2 separate regions of the Homo sapiens genome follow, and region 2 is linked to region 1. A link is a contact called in ENCODE Hi-C data. All regions are on one chromosome and are shown on one strand. Each heading gives the region's core, a stretch centred on a gene start or an enhancer-like site at or near the end of the contact. The rest is flanking DNA. Distances are from core to core; before and after follow the strand shown. Region 1 holds the start of ALKBH8 (alkB homolog 8, tRNA methyltransferase). Region 2 holds the start of ACAT1 (acetyl-CoA acetyltransferase 1).

Region 1 (4,721 bases), core at 901-3,400:
AAAACAAAGAATATCTGAGGCCCTTCAAAGGAGCTATTTTAGAGCCATTCCATTTCAAGATCTTCATCTGTGGAACAGCAACTTTGCAGTATGTCATGGAGAACAAGGGATGACTGCACTACAGAATTTTTAATATTTCACATGAGCAAACACTGCAAAGAAGGAATGAGAAAGAAACGATGCTAAATATATCTTTTTAAAATGTCTGCCACTAAGAGTCCAGCACCAGCAGGTGGAGCCTCATAACCACATTTTTGTCATCCCTTTCCTTTTTCTCTCCCTCAGTCATGCAATATTATTGCACGTGAAGAAAGACACTAAATGGCCTTTGAGGCTCAGTTTTCCACCATTCCAGTGGCTAGGCAATGTGCTGGCCCAACATATCTGAGTCATCTCAACAAGGATAGGCTGATACCAGCTGCTGAGGTCTGGAGGTGCCCCCTTCTGACAAAGCCACTTCCCTGGCCAGAGTTTCCACTAATGCACAGATACTTGGATGCTCCCTGTGACATTACTGGAGTGAAGTCACTATTAACTATGATACTAGCCATGCTGAGTCCGGTTCAGCCAGCTCCAGCCTAAGCGTACTCTCTGTGGGATAATGAAAGTTTGGAGATTATGCATGCTCTGCTACTTGCTTGTTAGTGAGTTTAAAGCCAATATATCCTACTAGATATTGCCCTACGTGGTAATAGTAGTATGTACATCATGCCCTCCTTGAATAATAGAGAGCCTATTATGAAACAAGCAGTATAGACAAATGTTCCTATACTTATATGTTTAAAAAAATGCAAAAACCATGATTACTTTTGCACAACCTAATAATTAATAGCAAAGATTAGAAAGAATCTAACTTCCTATCAAACGAGGCCCAATTTTAACGTACGGCACTGGTATACAGAGTTTACATATAAATCTTTAGGACACACAAGAAATTGGTGATATGGGTTGCCTCCAGGGAAGGAAAATGGATCGATGAGTAAAGGAATGAAAGGGAGCTTTCTTCTTTCATGACTTTTGAAGTTAGTAGCTATTTAAACTGCATCATCTATTTAAAAAGAAAATAAAGATTTAAAATTTTTAGAAAAAAATTCACCCCATCACTTGTCACGGCACCCCGTTTTAACTCTTTGAATAACACTTACTACATATTTTCTTACACTCTCATTAATTTGTTTATTCTGTCTTTCCCCATAACTGAATAAAGAACACTCACTCCATGAAGTAGAGATTTTGTCTCTATTGTTCACCCTGTAGCACCCAGCACTTAAACAGGATTTAGCACCTAGCAGCCACTCAATAACCATTTGTCGAATAAACCTAAATCGACTTTGCTGTCTTACCTCCTAAACCTCCCCTCCTCCAGAATTCTGAGTTTGGTGGCCTTCTTCAACGTTTTCATTAACACCTAGCATGGACCTCTATCTCTAGAGTTCTCACATGGTATTATAATTGCCTGTTTGTGTTGGGCTTCGGCCAGAAAACTGTCATCTATTTAAGGGCACAGACTTGGTGCCTGACATACAACTGACAATAAATATTCAATGAAATCTATCAAAATAACAGGCTGACGCTACCAGAGGTCCAGGAGTCGCAGGGATTGCTCAAATAAGAGCACAGGAAGACTCAGCTGCGCAAGGGATCAGATCATCAGCACTGCCTTTGCATCGATGCAATCAGACCGATTGTCACCGGTCAGAAAAGCCCCAGAAGCGCCACACTAACACGCCCCATGTTGCAACCGTCCTCTCCAACCCCAAAGAAAACAGAAGATTGACACAGGCACCACGTGAGCGCCCGAACCAAACACAAACACATGCACCCTAAACACTGAGAGAACCACCCAACGCAGACACCCTACTGCCCACACTGCACCAAGGGCGCCTCTGGGATCCATCCCCTTTCCCTAGGTTCTCAGCCCTAGCTGGCAAGGCGGATAGAGAAGACCGGAAGAGGCTGAAAAGAGGAAGCGGTGATTTGCTGCCCGTATGCCCGCCAGTAAGAAGTGCCACACACCTCCGCTTCGGCTCAGGCCGGATTCTCACCATGCGTGTGCCTTCTTCTTTGCCAGCCTCTCCACTCTAGCACCAGAACACCGCAGCGGATACTTGCACGCCATCTCCCCTGGGCGCGGCCATGTTGGAGAAAACTGCACTACATTTCCCATGAGCCCGCGGGACAACGAACAGCGCTCCCACAGTCCTCTTCGCCTCCCAGAGCCCGGGAGTGACCCTTTTTCGACCAAGTGTCTTTGTAAAGTGCTGTCTGTTACACTGAAAATTCAGTTGTCTTTTTGGGGGGAGTAGTAATAATTGGTAGTGCAGCTATATTTTTATCTGTTGCTCTCCAAATGGACAAGGTCAAACAGGTTTGGGCCCTTTGGTCTTTCAGCAATGTCCCCTGGCACCTTCTATTCTTCGTGCATATTTCCTCCTGAATCTTATTAGAGGTGAGAAAGGAAAATAAATCTTGGTGCCACAAAATCACTAAGCTAAAGGGAAAAGTCAAGCTAGGAACTGCTTGGGCAAACCTGCCTCCCATTCTATTCAAAGTCATCCCTCTGAGTCATCCCTCTGCTCACTGAGATAAATGCATATCTGATTGCCTCCTTTGGAAAGGCTCATCAGAAACTCAAAAGAATGCAACCATTTGTCTCTCAGCTGTAATACGTGCGACCTGGAAGCCCCCTCCTCACTTTGAGTTGGCCCGCCTCTGCTTCAATTTGTCCCTCCTTTCTGGACGGAACCAATGTTCATCTTACATATATTGATTGATGCCTCATGTCTCCCTAAAATGTATAAAACCAAGCTGTGCCCCGACCACCCTGGACACATATCATCAGGACCTCCTGAGGCTGTGTCACGGGCGGGCGTCCTTAACTTTGGCAAAATAAATTTCCTAAATTGTCTGAGACCTGTCTCAGATATTCAGGGTTCACAGAGATATGGGAGAGGATCCTGGGGTCTGAAAGATGGCATTGCATGGGCGGGAGGGAAGGAAGTGAATATGCATGAATGTGCCAGGGGAATGGTGAGTACCACAGAGTAATAGAAAGATGTGTGGAAGAATGGTGAAGGAAGCAAGACAGAATTCTGTAGGCCTGCAGAGTGGGAGTTGCAGGGAGGAAGGTTAGAGAAATGAAATGATATGACCAGAGCTTCTTGTGGCAAGTGGGAGGAGAGACTAGAAGATGACTGATGAAGTGAAAAGTAACGAAATATTAACAAGCCCAGTAGTGGCAGAGGGAAAGAAAAAAGAGCTGGTAACAGATCATAAGTAAAAGACAAAGGAGAGGGTGATGATTAGCAGTTGTTCCTGCTCTGTTATTTGTTATATAAATGTACCATAATCCTTCTACCTGCATTGGTTTATGAGCTATGTGAGTGCAGGGAGGGAAAGGTGTAGGGGAAGAGGAATCACCTTCCCATGTTGTTGATACAATGGCCCCTATCTGCAGTGCACCACAGTGGACTAACAATAAAATAGCTGGCTGACCAGGAAAAGTGGCAGTGAAAAAAGAGTGCTGTTGAGTGGCGGAATGATTTGTGTGGAGAATAGGTTACAAACATGAAAGAACAGAAGAGGCAGATAGGCAAGCATTGCAATAGTCTAGGAAAGAAAGGGTGAGACCAAAACTTAATAGTAAAAATGAGGAGGCAAGTGCAAGCTGGAGAGGTCAAATCCACCAGACATTGCAAGCTACATGAGTATAAGAGGACACACAGGAAATCTCCCCATTGCAATTCTGCTTCTGCACTACTGGATGCTTTCAAAAACACATCCCCATAGAGCTTTCTGCAATGATGGAAATATTTTATAGTTTGAGCTGTCCAACATAATAGACACTAGTTAACGTGTGGCTTATGAGCATTTCAAATGTGGCTAGTATGACTAAGGAAATGAATTTTGAATGTTTAAATTTTAGTTTCAATTAAACTTAAGTAGCCACAAGTGGCCGGTGTCTACCAAACTGGATAACAGTGTAAAATATCCTCTTATCTCTTACTGATCAAATTCAATTACTTCATCTCAGTATTTGTCCTGCTTTAAGGTGCTGAAGCTTTTAAAACTTTTTTTCTGCACCTCTCTTTTAATTCTCTTTATACGATCTGATCACTTACTTTCAGAATTTTCCACTAGTTTCTCTCACTCTGTCCGTAATTAAATATAGGCAATCCCTCAGATTTTGAGTTTGACTCTTTTCTGTTATTCTAGTCTCTTCCTGTCTGCCCTCCCCAGAGTTATAAAGAGATTTGTGAATCATTCCCTAATCTTTATCTTCAGCCCTGGCTTCTATTAAAAGAAAAACTTTAGCCAAATTAAATTTAAAGGAGTTTAATTGAGCAATGAACTTTTGATTCGTAAATCGGGCAGCCCCCAGAATCACAGCAGATTTGGAGAGACTCCAGCACAGCCATGTGGTGGAGGATTTGTAGACAAAAAAAAAAAAAGGAAATGATGTACAGAAATCAGAAGTGAGGTGCAGAAACAGCTGTTATTGGTTACAGGTTGGTGTTTGCCTTATTTGAACACTGTTCAAACAATTGGCTACATTTGATTGGCCAAAACTCAGCGATTGGCACAGGTGTGGGCTATGGTTGGTTTACTCCTCCACTTGTTCACGATGTACAGAAAAACCTTTAGGCTGAACTTAAATATGTAAGGAGGCAGCTTTAGGCTAAACTTGATTAACACTTCCCTTTAGAAACCAGAGTGGTTTC
Region 2 (4,721 bases), core at 1-2,500, 560 kb after region 1:
CAAGACCCCTTCTCTATATAAAATAAAAATTAAAAAAATTAGCATGGTGGAGCATGCCTGTAGTCCTAGCTACGTAGCTACTTGGGAAGCAGAGACAGGAGGATCCCCTAGCTACTTGGGAGGCAGAGACAGGAGGATCCCCTGAGACCAGGAGTTTGAGGCTGCAGTGAGATATGATTGCACCACTGTACTCCAGACTGGGTGACAAGAGCGAGACCCTATCTTAAAAAAAAAAAATACTCCAAAACATAATGGCCTAAAATAACAACCATTTGTTTTCTCTCGTTTCTGTGGACCATGAATTCAGACAGCATGGTGGGTATGGCTTGTCTCTGCTCCATGATGTCTGGGGTCTCAGCTGGAGTGGTTGAAGGTTGGGGACTGGAATCACCTGAGGCCTTTTTACCCATATTTGTATCTGGACTGAGCCTGGAATTTGATTGCTTCAAAATATTTTCACGGCTGGGTGTGATGGCTCACGCCTGTAATCCCAGCACTTTGAGAGGCTGAGTCTGGCCGTCTGCTTGAGCCCAGGAGTCAGCAACCAGCCTAGGCAACATAGGGAGACCTAGTCTCTACAAAAAAAAAAAAATACAACAATTTGCTGGGCGTGGTCGCCTGCGCCTGTAATCCCAGCACTTTGGGAGGCCGAGGAGGGAGGCTCACTTGAGTCCAGGAGTTCAAGACCAGTCTGGCCAACATGGTGAAACCCCGTCTCCACAAAAAATACAAAAATTATCTGGTTGTGGAGGCTTTCGCCTGTAGTCTCAGCTACTGGGATGGCTGGGGAGGGAGGATCGCTTGAGCCCTGATGGTCGAGATTACAGTGAGCTGTGGTCACGTCACTGCACTCCAGCTTGGGTGACAGAGTGAGACCTTGTCTCAAAAAAAAAAAAAAAAATCCTAAAATATTTTCATGAGTTTGTGCTGGGTAGGCCTAAGGGAAACATGCTCAGTAAATCGAAAAATCTCGGATTACACATAAACCACCGGCCCCGGCAGGTTAGACTTGGTGGACACGGGAGCCAGCAGCGTGTCAGGTGCTCGTTGACCCCAGCGCCAGTGTCTCCATCCACGTCCTTCACTCGTCAACCTTTCCTGGCCCAGGCTGCGGTGTCCCAGCGCCAGGCTCCGCCCCGCCCTTGGCTGCCGGCCAATCGCCGCCGACTGAGAGGCGACTATTGGAGGAAGCGGGATGGGCGGTGCCCGCGCCGGGCCGCTAGGGGTGCGGGGTTGGGGAGGAGGCCGCTAGTCTACGCCTGTGGAGCCGATACTCAGCCCTCTGCGACCATGGCTGTGCTGGCGGCACTTCTGCGCAGCGGCGCCCGCAGCCGCAGCCCCCTGCTCCGGAGGCTGGTGCAGGTGAGCGGGGTTCGTCCCCACAGCACTCAGACCCGGGATGCGAGGAGTCCCCGCCTCGGAAGCTTCCAGCCCGCGGCCGTTGCGGCTCCCGCGGCCCGGGCGCGCGGCTTAGGCCCCAGGACAGTCACGCGACGGGTTCTGGTCCAAAAACCGCCTAAGTGCTCCGATAACACCCAGGGACTCGCCTATTTTTACAGCGCGTTTCTACTTCCAAGGTCTCGGCGTAATCATCTTAATGAGCGTTACTGGTGTGTCAAACAAGGGCACGTGTCTGGGCGGGCAGGACCGCCAGGATTGGCGCTGGCCCGGCCTGAGCGGTGGGATCGGGGAGAGTCTCTTTGCAGGCCTGTGCAGCTGCTCCCGAGATTTTCTTTAAAACATATTTGTGTGCGTTATTGTCAGGAGAGGTTCCTTTTCTTTTTTAATACAATAGATAATCATTGGGCATACAAGGGGAGAGGGCACCATGTGATCATAACAGATGTTTTTTGGAGCAGCCTGAAATTTATCAGGGAAAACAAATGACTACTCAGATAATACAATAAATTATACTTGACATATGAGCAAAGCTCACATACTGAGGGCGTTCCAAGGGCTGTCGCTCTTCTGACCGTTGTGTTTAGGGAACACAGCAGGGGCAGAGTCTCAAAGAATTTATTCTCCACATGCGTAAGCAAGGGAGTACGCACCACAGATTGTCAGGCAAAGCCTCAGGAATAGGTAGAGACCTTCAGGGTGTGGTTGGTGAAGCTTGAGTTTTCTAGGTCGATGGGGGCAATAAGCTTGGAGATCCAGTTATGTTGTGAGTATGGACTTGACCCTAGTTAAGTAGGGATTGTTGATATGTTTGTTTTTGTTGCAATGGTAGGTCACTCTAGTTCTTACGTCTGGGCGTAGAATAACATTACTTGCACAAGGGTGCTGGCGGTAGGAGCTTTGCAAGAGATTGTAAAAGAACCAGTCTAGGACTTGACAATTAGGGAGTGAGGGTGCGAAGCCAAGGGAAAAGAAAGAGTCTAAAATTGATCCTGGGTGACTGAGATAATAGAAAAGTCACAAGGCGTAGGTTTCCAGGGAAGATGAGTTTTTAGCCTATTTGTTAGTCTCATGGGATGAGTGAAGAAATCACAAGAAAGTAATTAGGTTATCTTGGGTTTCAGTCAGTATTGACTAGGTGACATAGGTGAACTAGGTACTCTAGAGATGTAAAAAAAAAAAGTTCAGAACCTTCTTAATTTATGGTTTAATTAAGATCTTACAATCAGGTTGGTTGAGGTGGCTTATGCCAGTAATCCCAGCACTTTGGGAGGCCGGGGTGGGTAGATCATTTGAGGTCAAGAGTTCAAGACCAGCCTGGCCAACGTGGTGAAGCCCCACCTCTATTAAAAATACACACACACACAAAAATTAGCTGGGTGTGGTGGCAGGCGCCTGTAATCCCAGCTACTTGGGAGGCTGAGGCAGGAGAATCGCTTGAACCCGGGAGGAGGGGAAGGTTGCAGTGAGCTGAGATCATGCCACTGCACTCCAGCCTGGGCAACAGAGTGAGACTCCGTCTTAAAAAAAAAGATCTTAAAATGAAACACAAATACTCCTCATGAAAAAAATAAGCCTGTACATGCTGTAATGTATGATATGTGACATTCATATTACTGAACTCTAGGAAGCAGTTGTATTGGACACTTGAATTAAATGGTCATTTACTGAACTATAAACAGGATTTCCAGTTTTCTGTGCTATTTTGTAGAATGGAATTTGACCTCTCATTACATTGGCTCTTTTCCCTTTGCTTACCAGGTCTCTTTTATGGTCAACAAATCTTTATGGACTTTATTGGAGCACATTGCCTTTCTAGCTCTAATCACTTTTCTCTCTCTGGTCAAAGGAGTGGTCTTTACTCATTACCTCCCATGTATTCTGCATCTATTTCTCCTTAACTCTCTGCAGTTAAATTTCTTTGCCACTGAAGCTGAAAAATACAGTGATTTCCTTTTTCTTTGTTTTTTAATTATTTTTTTAAATCTATTTTAATTTTAGTTTTTGTAGACACGGGGTCTGGTTCTGTTGGCCAGGCTGGTCTTGAACTCCTGGCCTGCCAAAGTGCTGGGATTACAGGTGTGAGCCATTGTGCTCAGCCCAAGTTTTTTCTTCTTGACCTTTATCCTATATTTGACACTATTGACCACTCCCTTCTTGAAACTGTTTTGTGTTTTGATCCAGTTTTATTCAGCTTCTTTTAATACTCAGACTTAAAAAAAAATTCCTGTATTGTGCCAGTCTTGGGCTTATTTGCTCCCAGATTCATTTATCTTCCCTCCCCTAGTCTGTCTGCATTACTGTAGGCTGACCAATATCAGCTGGCTTCTGGCTGGGTGTAGCCACTGGAAGGCACCAGTGGAAGATTGGAAGATAGGAGGAAGGGAGAAGCCAGAATAATTTGTCTGTCTGTCTGTATCTGGCAGTGTCTGTCTCTCTTGTGGTTCCCGCTTCTGCTGGGATCCTGACCCCTTGGCTTTGGTAACCTTGCTTCTTCCCTTTGACCTAACAGCCTGTATGCTACTTCCTTCCTGTTGCTAATTTCTTTCTTTCTTTTTTATTTTTTGAGATCAAGTTTCGCTCTTGTTGCCCAGGCTGGAGTGCAGTGGCACGATCTTGGCTTACTGCAACCTTGGCCTCCCGGGTTCAAGCAGTTCTCCTGCCTCAGCCTCCTGAGTAGCTGGGATTACAGGCATGTGCCACCACACCCGCTACTTTTTGTATTTTTAGTAGGGACGGGCTTTCACCATGTTGGTCAGGATGGGCTCGAACTCCTGACCAGCTCACCAGGTGATCCACCTCTGATGATCTGCCCACCACAGCCTCCTAAAGTGATTACAGGTGTGAGCCACCACACCTGGCCCCCTTCCCTTTTTCTAATCTTACCCTAGTACACTCAGTTCCCCCGCAGCCAGAGTGGTCTTTTTATAACATAAAAGCTTTCAGTGGCTTGTCATTGCCCATAGGCCAGAATCTAGACCCTTATGATCTGCTGGGCCCTACTTAGTTCTGTGGCCTCAGCTGCTGCCGTGCTCACTCTGCTTTTGCCACAGGACCCTTCTTTCTATACTTAGTATGTGTGCCAATTTTGTTCCGAATTCGTGGCCTTAGTCCTACGTGTTCCTGATGCCTCAAATGTTCTTTTCCTGGATCTTTCCAAGGATGACTCTTTAACATTCATTTCTCAGCTCCATTAACATTGCTAGAAGGCCTTTTTTGACTCTCCCATGTAAAGTAGGCCGTCAGTTACTCTCTAGTTCATGATCAATTTTGCTGGTTTCATAACATTTACTGTAGCTGAAATTTTGTTTCTCTGAGTTATT

What was found. Hi-C counts contacts between places; a loop is a spot of excess contacts on that map. Pooled maps may share reads with other maps.
Region 2: a loop to region 1 is called in a map of PC-9, with 7 times the contacts of the local background. The contact joins the promoter of ACAT1 here to the promoter of ALKBH8 in region 1. A Hi-C loop is called at or near these places in 5 of 168 maps with a recorded cell type or tissue (PC-9, chondrocyte, gastrocnemius medialis and 1 more), 1 of 37 single-sample maps with no recorded cell type and 17 of 50 pooled maps.

The regions. Positions count from the first base shown.
Region 1 is chr11:107,563,585-107,568,305 of GRCh38, forward strand. ALKBH8 (alkB homolog 8, tRNA methyltransferase) reads right to left here and starts at 2,151. Exons shown (of 12, transcript NM_138775.3): 1 at 2,017-2,151. RefSeq lists enhancers at 1,502-2,020, 1,824-2,313, 2,021-2,537, 2,384-2,443, 4,372-4,451.
Region 2 is chr11:108,120,317-108,125,037 of GRCh38, forward strand. ACAT1 (acetyl-CoA acetyltransferase 1) reads left to right here and starts at 1,251. Exons shown (of 12, transcript NM_000019.4): 1 at 1,251-1,362. The coding sequence starts at 1,291. RefSeq lists silencers at 913-1,451, 1,053-1,462 and enhancers at 3,688-3,807, 3,868-3,927.